3 separate regions of the Homo sapiens genome follow, and all the other regions are linked to region 1. A link is a loop called in an ENCODE intact Hi-C map of the cell type or tissue named here. Cell type or tissue: Caco-2. All regions are shown on one strand. Each heading gives the region's core, and the rest is flanking DNA. Links, peaks and the distances in the headings are about the cores only. Region 1 has its middle 5.6 kb from the start of MIR5703. Region 2 overlaps COL4A4 (collagen type IV alpha 4 chain). Region 3 holds the start of DAW1 (dynein assembly factor with WD repeats 1).

What was found. Hi-C counts contacts between places; a loop is a spot of excess contacts. Peaks named below come from ENCODE experiments on the same cell type or tissue, not always from the same donor. Only the 100,000 strongest peaks of a DNase experiment are listed, where the experiment ranks them.
Region 2: it touches region 1 in a loop (7-fold over the local background); 5 of 110 quality-filtered maps call a loop at or near these places.
Region 3: it touches region 1 in a loop (5-fold over the local background); 9 of 110 quality-filtered maps call a loop at or near these places.

What each region holds. Positions count from the first base shown.
Region 1 is chr2:227,463,178-227,469,939 of GRCh38, reverse strand. No RefSeq gene overlaps it. Among named protein-coding and RNA genes, the nearest start is that of MIR5703, 5.6 kb to the left of the region's middle. RefSeq lists an enhancer at 6,250-6,309. In Caco-2, for the core only: no CTCF peak of the experiment used is centred there; a DNase peak (open chromatin) is centred at 3,529.
Region 2 is chr2:227,127,399-227,134,160 of GRCh38, reverse strand. The region is part of intron 4 of COL4A4 (collagen type IV alpha 4 chain); the gene reads left to right. Among named protein-coding and RNA genes, the nearest start is that of COL4A4, 33 kb to the left of the region's middle. In Caco-2, for the core only: a CTCF peak has its summit at 4,175 (motif pointing left); a DNase peak (open chromatin) is centred at 4,140.
Region 3 is chr2:227,868,624-227,875,385 of GRCh38, reverse strand. DAW1 (dynein assembly factor with WD repeats 1) reads right to left here and starts at 3,755. Exons shown (of 13, transcript NM_178821.3): 1 at 3,657-3,755. The coding sequence starts at 3,696. It also overlaps the pseudogene CRIPTOP2. In Caco-2, for the core only: no CTCF peak of the experiment used is centred there; DNase peaks (open chromatin) are centred at 3,745 and 4,435; H3K4me3 peaks cover 1,085 bases.

The sequences.
Region 1 (6,762 bases), core at 1,167-6,166:
GTTCACTAGTATCCAGTTCAGTATTTTTGCGGGGCAGGCATTCATTTCATTGTGTTCTTCCATCAAGAGGGACATAATTGAGGAGAGGATATCTTTTTCATGATGTTGGTAACCATTGATGATTAATGTCTAGATTCATTAATTCATTAATGATTAGAAAATACTGATATTCTAATTCTGCCATTCTGGCTGGGTGCGGTGACTCACGCCTGTAATCCCAGCAACTTTGGGAGGCTGGGGCAGGAGGATCATCTAAGGTCAGGAGTTCGAGACCAGCCTGGCCAACATGGCGAAACCCCGTCTCTACTAAAAATACAAAAATTAGCTGAGCATGGTGGCAGGCACCTGTAATCCCAGCTACTCGGGAGGCTGGGGCAGGAGAATTGCTTGAACCCAGGAGGTGGAGGTTGCAGTGAGCTGAGATCCCACCACTGCACTCCAGCCTGGGTGACAGAATGAGACTCTGTCTCAAAAAAATAAAAAATAAAAATAAATAAATAAATAAAACTAATTCTACCATTCCTTCATTTATCAGCTCAAATTTTCTATAAAGAAAAAATTTCCCCTCATCTACCATTTTATTTGGTATAGTACATGTCAGAAAGGCAGGATAAATATTTGATTCCTTTCCTTTATTCACAAATTTTCAAAATAATGTATTGGCTTCATTTCACCTTCCAGTGGTGATCAATATATATAGACAGAGATATATAGATATATCTATATTTATATTTTGGAGACAGGGTCTCACTCAGTCACCCAGGCTGGAGTACAATGGTACAATCATAGCTCACTACAGCCTCGAACTCCTGGGCTCAAGTGTTCCTCCTGCCTCGGCACACCCCCTCAAGAAGCTAGGACCACCACTCCCGGCTAACTTTTGTATTTGTTGTAGAGACAAGCTGTCGCTATGTTGCCCAGGCTAGGCGATCAATATTTTTAAAGTGCTATTACAAACTCAAGGATTTAAATGTATTTAATATATTTTACATCCCCAGTGCTCACATTGTCTCATCATTGGCCAGTGGGAACCACTGAAAGCTGGCTTTTGAGTATTTTGACAAGACCCTTGACTTAATCCTGAAGTCAACTGAAGTTTTTGTTGTTGTTGTTGAGATGGAGTCTCACTCTGTTGCCCAAGCTGGAGTGCAGTGGTGCAATCTCAGCCCTGTCTCCTGTATTCAAGTGATTCTCCTGCCTTGGCCTCCCAAGTAACGGGGATTACAGATGCCCCCGACACCACACCCGACTAATTTTTGTATTTTTAGGAGAGATGAGGTTTCAGCATGTTGGCCAGGCTGGTCTCCAACTTTTGACCTCAAGTGATCCACCAGCCTCAGCCTCCCAAAGTGCTGGGATTATAGGCATGAGCCATTGAGACTGGCCCTGGAGTTATATTCTGACAGGGCCCCGGGCCATTCAAGAGATGAAAGCAATGTTGAATTCTTGACTGATCCAAACAGAAGGCTTACTGACCAGCCCCATGCTGGCTAAATATGACACCCAGCAGTCTCTTATTCATAACCAACAAATGCCCTCACGCCACAGCCAGTGGCTTATTTGTTTCTATATTTGCAGTGCTCCTTTGTCATTTGTTTGTTCTCTGGTTGCTCATCTCTCCATGGTCTATCATCTGATAAATTCCAAAATCAGAAGGCATGGCTGTAGCACCTTATGTATGCAAACAGTGGAATGAGTGGTTGGTTGATTATTGTGTTTTAGTTGTTTTAAAGAGACAGGAGTAAGGCTGGGCACAGTGGCTCATGCCTGTAATCCCAGCACTTTGGGAGGCCAAGGCAGGAGGATTGCTTAAGCCCAGGAGTTTAAGACCAGCCTGGGCAACATAGTAAGACCTTGTCTCTACAAAAAGAAAAAAAAAATTGATTAGCTGAGTGTGGTGGCATGTGCCTATAGTTCCAGCTACTCAGGTGGCTAAAGCCAGAGGATTGCCTGAGCCCAGCAGGTTGAGGCTGCTGTGAGCCATGGTCGTGCTACCGCACTGCAGGCTGAGTGACAGAGCGAGTGCTACCGCACTGCAGGCTGAGTGACAGAGCGAGACCCTGTCTCAAAAAAAAAAAAGAGAGAGAGAGAGACAAATGTAGGTGCAGTATTTCCAAACTATAGACCTGTAGGAAGGCGAATGTTTTCCTCAAGCTGAAAGTTTATACAACCCTTTTGGATGTTAGCTGTTTCATGCCATACATAGTATCAAAGTTGGTTTCTACTTTAAAATATCCCAAGGAGAGTTTGCTGTGTATCAAGCAAGACTACTTATTTACTTTAATTTCCGTAACTTTCATAACAACGCAGAAAGAGGTATTATTACCGCTGTTTTATATATGAGGAAACTAAGGCTCTGAAAGGCTGGCCTGCCCAAGGCCATGCCAGAAGTGAGGCATGAAGCCAGGATTCAAACCCAGATCTGGCTGCCAAGGCACCAGCTTCTGCTTCCAGTGACTGAAGACTGATCCTGCTTATTGGACTTGCAAAGCAGAAATTACCTTTAGAGATGTTAACACTGCAGCCAGAGTAATCTCTTCAAAATCCAAATGTGATTCAGATGTCCCCAGTTCCCTCCCCCTACTTAAGCTTTTGCATTGCTCTTAGGATGAAAGAAAACCTCAGAGGCTCAGACGCCCTGCACAGGCAGCCTCCTTCCTGCTCACCCTAGGTCTCTCCCAGCCTAGCCCAGCATCCCCCAGCAGCGCCCACCTGCCCTCCGCCGCCCCCTGGCCTCTGCCCCGTGCCCCAGTGCCTTGGGCACCATTCTAAGTCCCCACCACTCTGCTCCAGCCCTACTTCCTCTCAGTTCTTTACATTCTCCTGGCTCCCACCACAGGGCCTTTGCACACACTATTTTTGTTGGTAAAAATGGTCTTCCATCTCCACTTTCCCTTCTCAACCATAACAGATCCAGCTTAATATCTGTTTTTCAGAGATCCTTTCCTGACATGCCTAAACATGTCAGACCTCATTATATGTACTCATAGCCCCATGGGCCTCTCCTTTATAGCATTTGCTGCTGTGGCTACTTACATTGCTTTGTGATTTTCAGTTAGGGCCCCTCTTCCTTCCCCCCAGCCCCATACACTGCAGGCCTCCTCCGGGAAGGGACCAAGTCTGTGTTTGTCCACTACTCTTTCTCCAGCACTCACTGTGAGACTTGGCACTTAGAAAGGGCTCAGTAAATATTGGTTGGATGAATAAATAGATGCAGCAATGAGGAGGCAGAGATAAAGCTTTCCTCACTTTGATGCAGCAGGTTCAGCATTCTGTGTATTGTTGTCTCTGCTGTTTTGGCTCCCAGAATGACTACAGTTCTGTCAAAGCTACAACGGTTTTGTTAAGGAACTTGCAAATTCTGAAATCAGACTTCCAGTGGTAAGAATCTAAAACCTCCCTGAATGCTGTCTGACTTGCTTAAAGGTTCTTGGCCTGTCTTATCACTAGTGGTGAGTCAGAGACTATATCCCCGACAAACCCTGGTGTTTGGAGAGGCCCCAGGGAGCCAGGGAGCCAGCAGCAAGCTGCCAGGTCATCTTAGACTGCTCCACCCTCCATGCCTGCAGGCAAGGCCCCAAGAGGAGGCCTCCTGTTTGCTTGAGAGCAAAGCAGGACTAGCAATAACCAACATCATGGAATGGCCAGTGGTGGCTTTGTCCCTGGAGGGCTTTCCATTCATAAAGGACCTCAATTAAGACTTTTCTTTTTTTTTTTTTTTTTTGTGACAGAGTCTTGCTCTATTGCCCAGGCTGGAGTGCAGTGGCACCATCTTGGCTTGCTGCAACCTCCACCTCTTGGGTTCAAGCGATTCTCCTGCCTCAGCCTCCCAAGTAGCTGGGATTACAGGTATGAGCCACCATGCCTGGCTAATTTGTGTGTGTGTGCATGTTTTTTTGTTTTCTTTTTTTTAGTAGAGACAGGTTTTTGCCATGTTGGCCAGGCTGGTCTCAAACTCCTGACCTCCAGTGATCCTGTCACCTCAGCCTCCCAAAGTGCTGGGATTACAGGCATGAGCTGCCGCGCCTGACTTAGGTTTAGACTTTTGACAATATCTCTGAGTTACTGCAGTGTCAGAAAGATCCATTGACAGAATAGAAAAAAGATGTTGCCAGTCATGTCCCATGCCATTCTTGCCACCTGCATTGCACTCATATTTTTAGTAAGTCTTGGACCTACATTGTGAATAGTGCAATTACCGTGTTTTCTTTGTTTACTTGTATATTGTTTAATATTAGTTTAATATTAAACAATATATTGGTTAAGTTTAATTATTTTAGAATATGCCACAGTTTGGGGAGGCCCTGTTTTGACATCTCTTCATGTTTTAATATTCTGGGACCCTCAAAAAAATTGAACTGGTCACAAAGCAAGCTACCTTCTTCCCCAAGCCCCCACGTTGCTGATCGGCTTTCCCTAGCCCCAAGTCTTAGAGCACAGAGCCTCTCTCAGAAGCCCCTAAATCCTCTCTTAAACACTCAGTTTCAGTCAGGTAGCTCTGGGTGGCTGGGGACCCTCAATATTGTTCATTCTTTTTTTTTTTTTTTTTTTTTGAGACAAGATCTTGCTGTGTCACCCAGGAATACAGTGCAGCAGCCTAATCATGGCTCACTGCAGCCTTCGACTTCTGAGCTCAAGTGATCCTCCAGAGTAGCTAGGACTACAGGCATGCACCAACATGCCCTTCTAATTATTGTTTTTAATATTTTTTGTAGAGACCAGGGTCTTGCTGTGTTGCCCAGGCTGATCTCGAACTCCTGGCCTCAAGCGATCTTGTTGCCTTGGCTTCCCAAAGTGCTGCTATTACAGGTGTGAGCAACTGTGTCTGGCCTCAATACTGTCCATACTTAGAGTCTTCAGATCTTCCCTTCCCCTGCCCCTGCGGTGCCCGGAGCTGCTTTGGATTACGGAGAGGAGTTACCTGATAGCAATAAGCATTTACAATGTAGGAAAACTGGAGCTGTAGGTTTTGCATTTTGATTCACATTCTTCGCTCCCCATGGTGTGACATTTTCCGCTTTTGGCCATGGAGCCAAAGCTCATTTTTACAGCCCACATAAGTAATGCAAAAGAAAAGTAACATTGGCCCCATTAACTCCCCCAGGTTCCACTGGGTTTCACAGAGTGAATAATCACAGGGCCTCAAGTATAAAGCACTGTGGAATAATAGTCGACTCAATTTTTTTCCCCCGTTTCTTCTTTTGAAGGTACCTTCCTTTAGCTGTGGTTTGATTATTTTTAACATTGCTTCCTGACTTGCTTTTTAATTTGTAAGAAGTAGCATGATAGAAAAGAAAGAAGGGGCAAAACCTACAGAGAACAGCACTTGGTGTATACTTCCTGGAAATACCAGTGTGGTTTCTGGGCATACTCTACAGAGAGCACCAGGGATGTAGAAGCTAGACACCTGAATGGCACACATCCCTTACCACCAGTGGCTGTGGCACTGACAGGTGGATACCTGGCTTCTCTTTCCTTAGAGATGCCAGGAAAAACAGAGAAACTGCAGACCTGCCCTCCAGCTGTCCGTGTTGTTGGAGACTTTTTCTTTTACCTCGGTTCATTTTCCACTGTCATTTGTGAGCTGAATTTTGTGCACTCAGAGAGCAGGGACCAGGTCATATCCTTCTGTGTCTCTACTTTGCTGGGCTATAAAAGATCGCTCATAAATTGCATCAGTTGATTGACTGATCCAAACTCAGGCCATTCTAAAAGCCCAAAACCATTGCAACCTGACTTTAGTTATCCATTTATCAGAAAGACATTTTTTTTTTATTTTAGAGGGAAACCAGAAGTAGCTTTCAGCCTGCCTTTCTTCATTCATTCAGTGAATATTTACTGAGTATCTACTCTTTACCAGGCACTGTGCCAGACACTGGGGATTCAGCAATGAACAAGACAACATCTACTTTCCTGGGGTTTATGTTCCGTTGGGAGGGAGAACAGACAAACAAATTAATATAATGGACCAGGTGATGCTAAGTGCTCTAAAGGAAAATGAAGCAGGGTAAGGTAATAGCATGTGAAAGGAGAGGATGCTACTGGGTGGTTAGGGGAGGCCCAGAGTAGGCGAAGCAGGGGAAATTCTCGGGGTTGCACATATCAGAAGTCACAGGTAAGTGGACTTCTGTGCATGGAGGCTCTGCAACCAAGCAGCCTCCCTCCCTTGGTCAGTTCGTGCCAGAATCAGGATTCCTGGGCTGCCCTAGTCGCCTGTAGAGGACTTGAATCATAATCTTCAGAAGCCAAGCGGGAGAGAAAAGGTCCCTGCCTCTGCAGTGCGAAGAGAGTCCAGGGTAAGAAATGCTCCATTCACGTTGTCAATGGAACTTTGTTCTTGCCCATTACTGAAAAGAGAAAGGGGATCTTCCCTTCTGGTTCAGGGGAAAGAAAGAGGCCCCTGTGGGGAGAGAAACCTGCTTTAGTTATCAGAAAAGAAACATTAGTGGGGCTTGCTGGGCCTACAGAAAAGGAAAATGGACGCTACCCATCAGCCCTCCATTTTGAAGGGGTCAGATGGGGGTATTTTAAAAGTGGGTCTCTAAAAAAACCTCCTCTCTTTCTTTTTGTATTTCTCAACAAATGCTGGCAGATAGGCAATGGCTCATTAGACAGCATGTGCTGAACTGAGTGCAAAGTAATTCCCTTGAGCCCAGTTGACTGATGTTGCCATCATACCCCATCCCCTGAGAAGAGAATCGATTGCATAGAGCTCCACCGTTGATCCCCCAATACCAGTGACTAATGTTTCCCGGTTGACTA
Region 2 (6,762 bases), core at 1,203-6,202, 340 kb after region 1:
TTAAAGGCATCAGAATTCAGAATTTTTAAAAAACCCAGTGCCTAGCAATTAAACACACTCCCCAGTAAAATTCAGCCCACCAGCTTCCAGTTTATAATGTGGGCTTAGCTTGTTAAAGTGTCCCCCCTGTGTCAAGAACAGGAACCTTGATTTCTGAAGAATAAAAAACTTGCAAAAGTTAAAGCCTGAATCTTCAGCTATAGGATGATCTGTGTAGGCTTGAGTAAGGATTTCTTTCTTTTTTAAATTCTTTTTCTTTTTTTTTTTCTTTTTTGAGATGGAGTCTCTCTCATTCAGGCTGGAGTGTCGTGGCGCTATCTTGGCTCACTGCAACCTCTGCCTCCTGGGTTCAAGCAATTCTTCTGCCTCAGCCTCCCGAGTAGCTGGGACTACAGGCACCCCCACCGCACTTGGCTAATGTTTGTATTTTTAGTAGAGATGGGATTTTGCCATGTTGGCCAGGCTGGTCTCAAACTCCTGACCTCAGGTGATCTGCCAACCTCAGCGTCCCAAACTGCTGGGATTACAGGCGTGAGCCACCACGCCTGGCCTTGAGTAAGGATTTCTGGACAGGGTTTGGGAGGCCTAGAGAGTAAAGGAAGGATCCCTGCCTATCATTTAATGCTTTTTGGCGTATTAATAAATTATAGTGGTAGAAGTAGCAGCAGCAGCTGATGTCTACATGGGAAAATAACTCCAACTAACTAACATCATTTCAGTAGACTGAGAAATATCTCTTTAAATCCAGCATCCGTGCATGAGAAAAGAGAGAAAAGAAGCTTTTATCTGCCTACTACACTGTAGAATGTATTACCTATTTTCCAAACAGACCGAGTCTACGTATAGAGCTAACATAACAAGACTCTCCCCTGGGAATCCTAGTTGTGGTTTGGGTCTGAAGGCAGTTTTGGGCACATCTGCCCTGGTCAGTCACCTCATTAACTTGTCAGTGATTTGCAACAGGGCCTTTGGTCTCCTCATGTGGAGTTCAATTCCACAGCAACAACTGCCAAACTGTGTGACCCAGCATGACCCAGGCCAGGCTGGGTGCGGAGCTCAGCAAATGCAGGGCCACACTGAACTTGTTATTGGCAAGAAATAAGGGCTAGCGATACAGGTGCACTCAAAAGCAGGGCACAGTTTGGGGGAAATAATCTACTATATAGGAAAATAGAAAGCACTTAGTATAAGAATACCTCTTTAGTACAAATGTAACGTCTGACTAATTAGCTAAGATGAGGAATTATAATGGTTTTAGGAAATAAAAGCAAATTTCTCCTTTCAAACAACCATATTCAATAATTTGCCAAGAAATCCACAAACAGCTGTCTCCAAGGTGCTTATTTCTCTATAACACAATCTTTTTTTTGTTTATTTTTTATTTTTTAGACAGAGTCTTGCTCTGTTGCCAGGCTGGAGTGCAGTGGTGCAATCTTGGCTCACTGCAACTTCCACCTCCTGTGTTCAAGCGATTCTCCTGCCTCAGCCTCCCAAGTAGCTGGGATTACAGGCACACACCACCATGCCCGGCTAATTTTTGTATTTTTAGTAGAGCCGGGATTTCACCATGTTGACTAGGCTGGTCTTGAATTCCTGGCCTCAAGAGATCTGCCCATCTCGGCCTCCCAAAGTGCTGGGATTACAGGCAAGAGCCACTGCACTCGTCCTCTATCATACAATCTTAATGGCAACGAATAATAATACCAATAATAATAGCTTTCCATTCATTCGGCAAGTAACCATTGAGCACTTGCCACATGCCAGGCATCCAACCAGGCCATGGAGGCCTCAGTCGTAAAGAAGAAAGTCCCTGCAGCCTGGAGCTCAGAGCCAAACCGAGAGACAGACAAGACTCCCCTCCGGCCACTATTTCTGGCTGCCTGAGGAGCGCCAGGCACTGTTTGAGGTGCTCAAGTCACATCAGGGAAAAGATGAGACAAAAATCCTTGCTCCCTCCCCAGGTGGACAATTTGGTGCCCTGGCTTGCTTTGCATGGGAGCATATCGGGGTCAGGGCACAGGGAGCTGTGGGTTAGCACTTGAGCTTGAACCGGGTGGAATTAGAACTCTCCTAGCCACAGTCTGAAGGAGAAGCCTTCTGTCAGTTTCTATGGCTGTGTAACAAATGACCATATACATGGTGGCTTAATACAACAGAAATGTATTCTCTAGAGGCCAGAAGTCCAAAAGCAAGCTGCTGGCACTGCCAGGCTCCCTCCACGGCTCTGGGGGAGAACCTGCTCCTTGCCTCCTTCCACTCCTTCTGGTGTCAGCAGTCCTTGGCATTCCTTGGTTCCTAGCGGCCTCACTTCAGTCTGTGCCTCTGTCTTCACATCGCCTGCTCCTCTATGTGTCCACATCAATCTCCCTCTGCGTCCTCCTTATAAAGGTGCATGTAGTAGCATTTAGGGCCCACCTAAATCACCCAGGAGAAACTCTTCAGCTCAAGAACCTTCACTTTATCAGGTCTTTTGCCGTCTAAGGCAATAGTCACAGGCTCTGGGCTTAAGACATGTCGTATCTTTTTTTGTGGCGCCATTCAGCTCCCTACAAGTGTTCAGACAAGGGGAACAGCCTCCGCTTGAGCCCTGAAGTGGGAAGGAGACAGGCTAGCATGTTTGAGGGACTGAAACGTGACTAGAGAGAAATTTGACCACAGTGGGTAAGGAACCCGGCAGCATGCAATGCAGCTTAAAAAGCAGACAGGGGCAGGGTAGGTTGGCTCATGCCTGTAATCCCAGCACTTTGGGAGGCCAAGGTGGGTGGATCATGAGGTCAGGAGTTCAACATCAGCCTGGCTAACATGGCGAAAACCTGTCTCTACTAAAAAAATACAAAAATTAGCTGGGCATGGTGGTGGGTGCCTGTAATACCAGCTACTGGGGAGGCTGAGGCAGAGAATTGCTTGAACCTGGGAGGCAGAGGCTGCAGTGGGCCGAGATCGTGCCACTGCACTCCAGCCTGGGCGACAGAGTGAGACTCCATCTTAAAAAAAAAAGAAAGAAAGAAAAAAAAAAAAAAGCAGACAGATTTTCCTGCATAATAAGAAATTTTTGAAAGATTTTAAGAAGGGAAGAAGCAGATTGGATTTATGTTATAAGATGATCTGGTGCTGTTTGGAAAATGTGGCTGGTGGCAGGTAGGTAATGTTAGGGAAAACCTGTTATGAGGCTGCTGCAGTCATGCAGGTGGGAAGTCTTGGTGGCTTAGCGAGGGGGTGAGTGTGGAGGGTAGGGAAGTGGATGGGAGGTGGACATATTTGGGAGGCAGACTTGATAGGAATGAGGAGACTCACCTGGCGCAGTTGGGGCAGGCAGTTAGAGGCATGCGGGCCTCCCAGGAGAGGTGTAAGCTGCTGTGCAGACAGTGGTGCCCGCTCAGGAAGCACGTTTCAGGGGCGATCATGAGTCCAGGTTTGGACTTGCAGCGCTTGTGGTCAGTTGGATATGTGACTGGCACTCAGAAAGAAAGGTCTGGGTTAGGGAGGGACACGGAGGGATTGTCTGTGGGTGAAATTGACCACTTGGAAATGGATGCTTTGGCTGGAGAGAAAGTGACAAGAAGCCAGGGCAGCCCTGAAGAGCTCTGGGGGAGACTCCAAACAGGAGGAAGAGGGGGCCACAAGACACAGGTGGGAGCAAATCAAGGCAAGGCCAAGGGGCAGGGATGCTGGAGAACAGGGCAGGCAAGAAGGAGGGAGAGTTGAGTGGGTTAGAGCTAGTCAGGGAGCTTACCAGGAGCCCTTAGCCTTGTTTAGGCCCCGCAGAAGACGCAGATGCCATGTTTTAAAATGGGAAAACCCTTCTCCAATGGCCTGGAGTAAGGGGTGACCTTGTTGTTCAGTGGCAAAGCCATGTCTCCTGGTTCTCAGTGCAGGGTTCTTCCCACTGCACCATGCTGCCTCTTAAGAACACAGTGAAAATCTCGAATGAGTGTTACTCCAGGCTAAATCCCTCAGTTGCCCCTATTTCATTGTGAACAAGTGCGGTTACTTTAAGGTACAAGAAAACACTCTGCCACTGAAGTCCAGTCTCTGGATTGTCTACTGTTGATAACACCTTTTGTTATTTATTTTGATAACTCTTCCTGGCACCTAACGGGCCTTTTTCCTGCAATAGGGGAGGCTCCTGGAGGCACTGCCAAAGGATTCGTGAGTGATGTTGTAGTGTCACCCAGTGGCTGACTGGTTGAATTACAATCAAGCCTTAAAAAGGAGGGAAGCATTAGAAAAGAAAGGAATGATAATAATAATGGATTAAGAATAATGAGACTCATAAAAAGGATGAATATATTTAAAAGAATATTTATTTGTTCATTTTAATTGTGGAAGTTTTAATTGATCATGTAATCCATGAGTATATGTTTAGAATTTATACTGTGCAAGACAGTGGTCAAGATGCTGAGGTGGAAATAAAAACGTTCATGAATCCCTGGCTGCAAAAAGTGTACCAGAGGCCAGGCGCAGTGGCTCATGCCTGTAATCCTGGCACTTTGGGAGGCCGAGGGGGGCGGATCACTTGAGGTCGGGAGTTCGAGACCAGCCTGGCCAACATGGCAAAACGCCATCTCTGCTAAAAATACAAAAATTAGCCAGGCGTGGTGGTGGCCGCCTGTAATCCCAGCTACTTGGGAGGCTGAGGCAGGAGAATTGCTTGAACTGGGAGGCAGAGGTTGCAGTGAGCTGAGATTGCACCACTGTACTCCAGCCTGGGTGACAGAGTGAGACTCTGTCTCAAAAAAAAAAAAAAAAGTATACTAGAAGACATCACCCCAAGCAGATATTAAGCAAAGTAGCATGCACAAGGCAATAATGAAAAATAGGTGATGACGTTATTTAGTCATTAATTATTTTAGGGTAGATGTGGTAGTTTGGAGGGGAGTGAAATTGATGAGGACTGCAGTTAAATGGAAGCAGAAACCTTGAAGTCAGAACTGAACAGCCTCAGGTCCTTTGTCTCATGTCTTTGAGTCTCAGCTTCCTCCTTTGGGAATGAGGTCGTAGATACAGGGATGACTTTCTGCTTTACAGGGTGGTAAGGATTCCATGAGAAGAATGTATTAACACACTGTTGTGTTGTGTCTAGATTTGTACATGGTGGCAGTTATTACTGCTACTGTTATGATTATAATATTTTTGGAGGGATGGCAGAATTTGAGCTACAGGTAAAGAAAGGCTACTCTGACCTCATGGAAACAAGTGTGATTGGGGCAGAGGGTGGGGGTGTGGAAACTGCAGGGAATAAGGTTGGCGGGTGTGCGGAAAGGAGATTGTCCCCATTGCAGGTGTTGGTGAAAGCAATGACACCAGGAAAGGGGTGACTGAAGAAGATTCATTGACGGTTGCATGGGGCAGTGGGGAGAAGATCAGGGTTAAGGAGACGCGAGAGATTGGTGCTTGTGGAACCCGTGCGAGAGTTGACAAGACCATGGGCCAGGTGCTTGGCAGTGGGAGGAAGGTAAGATGGGAGCATGAGATTTGGGTTTTGGTTCAAATCGAGATGTGATTGACTTGGTCATGAGAAGGACATGGAGAATGAGGGAAAGAGGGTGACAAGGCTGGCAGCTGGATGGCGAGCTTAGATGATGCCAGGAACAGAGTTACTCTCTTCAGTGACAGGGAAGGAGGAGGCAGAGGGCTGAGCTCAGCTTTGACCCAATGTGTGAGATGAATTAACAGGGGAAGAGGATGCAAGAAAGTTTCTAGAAAACAGTTGGGGATATAGGATAGGACCAGAAAGTTAAATTTGAGAACCACAAAAAATAGAGGTATTCAATTAATTCAATTAATAACATTGTGTCCTAAAGAAACTTTATAAAAGAACATTGAGTGTATCTGGATAGACTGTTTTTAAGTGTAAAAATAAGAAGAGGCTTGAAGGGATTGAAACGTCACTCCGGGCATGGCATGAGCGTGATTTAGTGGATGAACCCTCCATTGTGCTAGGCTCAGGCTCAGGTAGGGGGAAGAGGAGAGGTTTAGGTGAGAGACTGACTGGTCCAGGTGTGAATCTGAGCTTGCTAGGTGTGAGAGCCTGAATAAGTTACACCTTCCTTCATCTATATGGGGATCATAGCCTACACTATTCAGTGTTGCTGGTTGCATTAAATAAGGTAAGGTATGGAGCATGGCAGCCACATAATCCATAACCAAGCCTAATAAATACATTCCTTCCCCTTCCTGTGACATTTTTTATGATAAATGTCATGGTCTTAAGAGTTCAAGGGTGATTTGGAAAATCTGTATAATTAGTATAACAAAAGCATCTTTCCTGTTTGTTCAGTTTTTCATTTATTTATACCTTGCACTGATTTATACCTTGCATTTATTTATACCTTCTGGCTAAGAAAGAGCAGGAAGTCATGGCAGAAAAAGTGTGGCTGTACCTGTATTTGTAGTTGTTTATTTGTAGTGTTTCTCCTAGTGCTCCTACTGACAAAATGACAAACGATTTCTTAGATTTTTGTCATTCCCCATATGTTTTGGTCCCTGGGGCAACCAGATCATTGCCAGCCAAAAAGGCTGACTTGAAGATTTTGGTTTTTAAAAAGTACAGTACATACCCTCTTATCTTTTGGTCTCTTTTACTAAGTTGTTATGAAATAAAAGTAATTTTATCTTAGCCCTGTTCAAGAGACATTCTAGACTTAGGCAACCGACAAGGGACAAAATCCTAAAGGAATGCCCTGGCTTCAGAAGACAGGGAGGCCGGCGGTTCTGTGTCTGCTCTCATCTCCTTCATCCTTTATTTGTACAGCTGGCCCG
Region 3 (6,762 bases), core at 643-5,642, 410 kb before region 1:
AAGTCATTGGAGGGCTGGAGCAGAAGAGTGACATGGTCATATTTATGTTCTAACAGAGCCATCCCATTGCCATATAGACTGAAGAGGGGCAAGGGTGGAAGGAAGCTTTCAAGCTAAAAAGAATGGTAGTGGTCAGGTAGTAGAAATTGTTGGATTCTGCATATATTTTGGAGGCAGGACTAGCAGGATTTGTTAGTGGATGTGGAGATGAGAGAGAGACAAGGAAGAGTCCAAAATGTTTGGCATGAGTAAGTGGAGAAATGGAGCTGCAATTTGCTGAGATGGGGAAGACCATGGGAGACCCCCACATGAGATGTACGGTGGACATTCAAATGAATGTGTCGGGTGGGCACTCAGGTACTCAGGACTATGCGGGATGGTTTGTTTTTTGTTTTTCTGTTTGTTTGTTTGTTTGTTTGTTTTGAGACAGAGTCTTGCTCTGGCACCCAGGCTGGAGTGCATTGGTGTGATCTTGGCTCACTGCAACCTCCACCTCCCAGATTCAAGCGATTCTCCTGCCTCAGCCTCCTGAGTAGCTGGGATTACAGACCCGCACCACCACACCTGGCTAATTGTTTTGTATTTTTAGTAGAGACGGGGTTTCACCATGTTGGGCAGGCTGGTCTCGAACTCCTGACCTCAGTTCAGGATAGTTTTTAAGCCTTGAGAATGGATGAGATTGCATAGTGTATGAGTGTAGATAGAAAGGAGAAATCCAAGGTTGGGGCTCTGGGGCACTCCAACATTAAATAATCAAAAAGAAGAAGAGGAACCAACAAGATAGACACAGAAGAAGTGACGTGAGACAGGAAGGAAAATAGAATATGTGTCCTGGAAGCCAAAGAAAAGCAGAGTGGTTGAATGCTGCTGTCAGGTCAAGGCAGGCAAGGACTGTGGCTTGGCCAGTAGATTAGCAATGTGAATGTCATTGGAGATCTTAAAGTGGGCAGTTTCAGTGGGGCAATCCGCGTGAAAACATGATAGGAAGGGAGGACAGCACTTGGGGAGAGTATTCTTCCAAAAATTTTCTCTACTCTGAAGAGAAAGAATCAAATAAGATAAGAAGCTGGAAGGGTCTAGTAGACCTGTGAAGTGGTGCTGTTGTCACCATGTACCCATGCTTTGATAGAATAAAACAAATTGCCCAAGTTTTTTTATTATTGTATATGGTGAGAAGCCGTTATTCTGAACCCAGAGCTCATATTCTTAACCTACACTCCACAACAAAGAGATGAAAGCAAGAGCTTCATTTATTGGTACATCTATGGGAACCAGCACAGGCCTATGGGCAAAAAGAGCCAAAAGAAAATTATGGAATACTTAAAGGAAACAGACTATTAGTCTTAATTTTAAATTTTCTATATACTATCTACCTATGCCTAATTTAAATTTCGTAGATACTCTCAGCCTGATGCAGTGGCTCACATCTGTAATCCCAGCACTTTGGGAGTCCAAGACAGGTGGATCACTTGAGGTGAGGAATTCAAGACCAGCCTGGCCAACATGGTGAAACCCCGTCTCTGCTAAAAATACAAAAATTAGCTGGGCTTGGTAGTGCACACCTGTGATTCCAGCTACCTGGGAGGCTAAGGGATGAGAATCATTTGAATCCAAGAGGTGGAGTTGGATTGCACCACTGCACTCCAACCTGGGTGACAGAGCAAGACTCTGTCTCAAAAATTAAATTAATTAATTAATTACATAAAATAAATTTATCTAGATACTGTCATATATATAGCTTTCTCATATTATTTTAACTGGAATTCTATGAAGGAGAAAATGCATGTCTTTTCTACAAATGTCAACTTCCCATTGGAGAAAGTAGCTGTCCAGGATCGGTCTTCCAGGGAGGCAGAAGCAGCATCCCTTAAGATTTTCAGTGTTTATTTTCAGTAATTTCCATACCTGACCTCTCATCAAACACATCCATTTATCCATACATTCATTCAACAAACATTCCTGATCTTCTGTGTCACCAAATCTCTTCTAGAAGCTGAGGGTGCTACAATGATCAAACCACACTAAGATCTTAGTTCTCACGAAGTTTACATTAAATGGGAAAGGGGCAGACATTTGAAACAAAACAAGTAGAGTTTTGGATGATGACAAATATAATTTTTAAGCACTTTATGGCATAGAGTAAAATCAGTGCAGGCTACTTTGAATAGGTAGGAAAGTCTCTTCAGGTGGTTGACATTGATTGAAACTGAATGAAGAAAAGGAAGCAGCTTTTCCTAGCTCTAGGGAAAGCTGGGTCCAAAAAACGAATGAGTGAAAGGCCCTCTCTTAAGTCTTAGAAGAACAAGCTAAAGAAGTCAGAAGTATAGTGAGGGTAGACAAGTGAAGTTTTAGAAGTCAGCAGCACAGAATGAGCCAAATCCCACAGGTTGCGGATCGTATTCTAAGCATGATAGGAAGCTATTGGAGATCTTGAATTCAGATCCCACTGGCTCCTAGTGGCAGATGGATTGTAGGAGATGAGGGTGAAAACCAGGAATCCAGTTGAAAAGCCACTGGAGTGGCTCAGCCAAAGGGAATGGTGGCTGGAATGGAGGGTTGGACTAGGTTGGCAGCTGGAAGGGATGTTAGACCAAGAAATCTGTGCTATGGAAAGAGGGATAATCTGATGGATTCACAGAATATTTTGGACTTAGAGCTGGCAGAATGATAACGGAATGCCGGGGGTTGGGGGGGTGGGGGAGGCAGTGAATGATCACAGGAGAGAAACAAAAAGTGACCACCTAGGTTTCTGGCAAAAAACAGGCTGGGTGATGATGCCTTCTACTGGCAGGGCACAGTTTGAGGAAGCAGCAGGATTGGGATGGGACTGGAAAAAAGAAATCATGAGATCTCTATGCGATACCTCATCGGCGATGTTGACCAAGCAGTTGGATGTGTTGCAGGGAAAAGTGAGATATTCAACCTGAAATTCAAGTCCCACCCCTCATAAAGCTATTCTTAACAAAACCGGTCCAAAGTATCTTACCCTCCTTTGAAATCTTTATGACACTTCCTATCCAAACTTCATTGGGCAAGTGTATTTGGTTATCTTCTGCCTTGTGGTATGTTTTGCAGATTTTTTTCTTTTTTTTCTTTTTTTTTTTTTTTTTGCAGATGTTTCTAATTCAGAAGACGAGTTCTGAATTAGAACCCAAGAATTGCACTCCTATTTCTGTCCCTAAGAAGCTGGGTGATCAATGGGTGTCACTTATTCTTTAAAGGTGACCATGTCCTCACCTAAAATTAGAGTTAGGCAAGGATTAGGTAATTAATGTATTGCTTATGTTACTAAGTAATAGTTAAGTAATTTATTTCATAATTACTTCACTCATTGAAATCAAGCACTATGAACTTCTTTAAAGGTCCATAGCAGAGAGCACAAAGCGTGTACGCAGTAGGCACTCAATAAATGCAGACAGACTGACATGCACAGTCAAGCTAAACTCTTTAAATTCCTAAAAGAGTAATTGTTAATGTTTTGAGGAAGAGTCCAGCATCTGAAGGAATGAGGGGCACAGGTTGGGAAGTGCCCGACTTCCTGCCCCACCTGGGGACCCCGCCGCCTTTCAGTGGCTGCGCCCTCCTCCGCCCCAAACCCTCCCAGTCTGGGAGCCCAGGGTCCCACGTGGGGATGACGGGGCCGGGCTGGTGCGTACCTGGCGGGTAATACCGGAGCAGGAGGCTCTTGAGCTTCATTTTCTTGCTCTCTTATCCCCGGCCGATGGGCTTCGTAGCCTTGGAAACGGCTAAACAGCAGCGGGACGCGGGTGCGCATGCGCAGGTTGCACCGCGCGGTCCTGGGGCGCAGAGCTGGGAGGTCTGGCTCCGCGGGCGGTTGGTGGCGACCCGGGGCTCCGGCGCGCGGGGGGCGAGTGTTCTGGAGGTGTCTAGAGTGAAAGAGGTGAGGGCACCTCGTGTCCTCACTAAGGGCGACCTCAGAGGAGCTAGGCATGGCCGGGAACCGACGGCCTAGGCCACAGCCTGGGCTGCATGCACTTTTTTAGCACACTGCGTTTCCCAAAAGGAAGGCTGGGAGGAAAAGCCCATCGCTAATTACTACTCTAGGGCCCCAGCCCGTGCCCTGTCCTTGTCCTCCCAAAAGAAAAATGACCTCAACTTAATATTTTGCATTTCCTGACTCTGTGCCCTACATTGCTTTAAACGGTGTATGCACACATACTCATACAATCCTAACAAGGTGTGAGTTATGCACCACTTCTTAAGGATGAAGTAACTCAGAATTAGAGAAAGTGGAGAACTACCAGAGGTCGCAGCCTAAATGGATAGGCGGGAATGGAAGGCAGGTGCGTCGGAACCTACACCAGAAAGCCTACACCTGTGCTCTCAACCTGGGCTTAAAACTCTCCAGGCCTTCATGCGGCTTGTCCAATTTCTTGCCAGCATCGTTGTTTGCCTGCCACGTTTCCATGAGAAAGCCTGCGGAGAGACAGAGTCAGCCAACCAGCTTGTCAATTTCCTTTAAGGAATTTGGCCTCAACTGGAATTTCTCAAACTTGAGTCATTCCTGTGTTATCTGCGCAACTATGAGCCATATCTCTCCTTACCTCTTCCAGAGATCCATACCTAAGTTTTAAGTTCTTAAAATGTCTCTAGATTGACTCACTTATTTTACTTCACTTAGTAAAATGTAATCTTAAAAATTACCTTTACTTTTACAGTTACTGGCTGTTTACTGAAAATTATATGAAATTTAATTCCATCTGTGAAGTTTTTATTTCTAAATTTAAAATTATATGAAATTTTCAGTAAACAGCCAGTAACTGTAAAAGTAAAGGCAATTTTTTAAAGGCGTTGAATTGCTTGTTAAAGGCTGAGCCATCGGGAACTTGTGCGTCCATCTCAGGGAGACCTGGCCTTCAGAGATGACAGCATTCAGCCCCAGGAGGAGCCTGCAATTCGTCCTCGGTCTTCCCAGCTTGTGCCCCCCATGGGGATACAGGACAGTAAGGAGCCAAACAGAACCTGCTGCCTGAATGGGGGAACCTGCATGCTGGGGTCCTTTTGTGCCTGCCTCCCCTCCTTCTATGGATGGAACTGTGAGCACGGTGTACGCAAAGAGAATTGTGGGTCTGTGCCCCATGACACCCGGCTGCCCAAGAAGTGTTCCATGTGTAAATGCTGGCACGGGCAGCTCCGCTGCTTTCCTCAGGCATTTCTACCTGGCTGTGATGGCCTTGTGATGGATGAGCACCTCATGGCTCCCAGGACTCCAGAACTACCACCGTCTGCATGCACCACTTTTATATGCTAGCTGGCATCTGCCTTTCTATACAAAGTTACTATTAATTGACATTGACCTATTTCCAGAAATATGATTTTAGATATCATTCAAATTTCATGACCAGTAAAGGCTGCTGCTATAATGTCCTAACTGAAAGATGATCATTTGTTAGTTGCCTTAAAATAATGAATACATTTCCAAAATGGTCTCTAACATTTCCTTGTAGTACCAAATACTTCTTACCTCTTTGCCCTGCCCTCCCCACAAAAACTACTTCTTTTTTCAAAAGAAAGTCAGCCATATCTCCATTGTGCCTAAGTCATGTTTCTTGATACATGTAATTCTACCAAGGTCTTCTTAAAAGTTCTTTTAAACAATTGAATATTATCTTCAGATTATTAAAGACCAATCCTAATGTGGACCTTAGGATACAGTTTTGAGTAGAGTTGATAAAAATCAATTAAAATAGTCTCTTTAAATGGAAAGAAAGCCTCTTTAAGGGGAGGAAACAGAGGGCTGAAGGAATGGAAGTTCATCTGCATGTATGCAGGGAGACTGGGTAGGAAAGAGGAAGCAAATGGGAGAGAGAGGTTGGAAAACATAAAATGGGTTACTTGATGGTGATTAGGTGGGTGTAGAGAAGAAAGTTAAAAGGCTAAATGGAAGGGTAAGTTTCCGTCATCTATAGAAAGCTATATGAGACAAGGACTCCAATTTTTTTCCCAAAGGTGTTGTAAAAAGAATGAAGTCTCCTTATAAAAAAAAAATTATACCTCAATGTCCCCAACAAGACTGCTTAATAAATTATGTTTCCTCCAAGCTATGCAATTCTTTTAACTGTTGTAGAAGAGAAAATGTTCACAATATATTTAGTTGTAAACCAAATGATAAAACTACATATTGTAAAGCCAACTTTTAAAATACATTGTATATATGCGTATGCACAGTAAAAATGGAAAATATATTGACCTAAAGGCATTGAATTACTATATACTACTATATATTACTATATTACTATATACTAATTACTATATACTGCCAAAGACTCTGAACCCAAAACCATCCCTTTCTTTGTAAACAAAGGAAGGAAGAAAGGAAAGAAAGAGGGAGGGAGGGAGGGAGGAAGGGAAGGAAGGAAATTAGCAACTGTTTGAGATTGTTAAGACAGGCTACAAGACGGAATAGCACTCAACTGAGCCTTCCTACTTGATGTGTTCAGAAGATTGAAAAGATTGTTGAGATGGCAAAGCCTTTGCTACTAAGTGACACAATTTAACCCAATATAAATGTGCAAAAAAAAAATCATCTTTTTCTCACCAGTAGTAAGCATCCCATACTTGGAAAACAGGGAACCGTATGAAATCCAAGCTCTCTCCCAGCTCAAACTTTCTCCTAGCCACTAAGACACTCTGGAAGGACTTATGGAGGGAGGGGCAAAGAGTTTGCTCTATAGAAATGAGAAAGTCTTTGGTAGATTTTGGTCACCTATGTTATTGCTTGTGCTCATGCCATTTAAAATG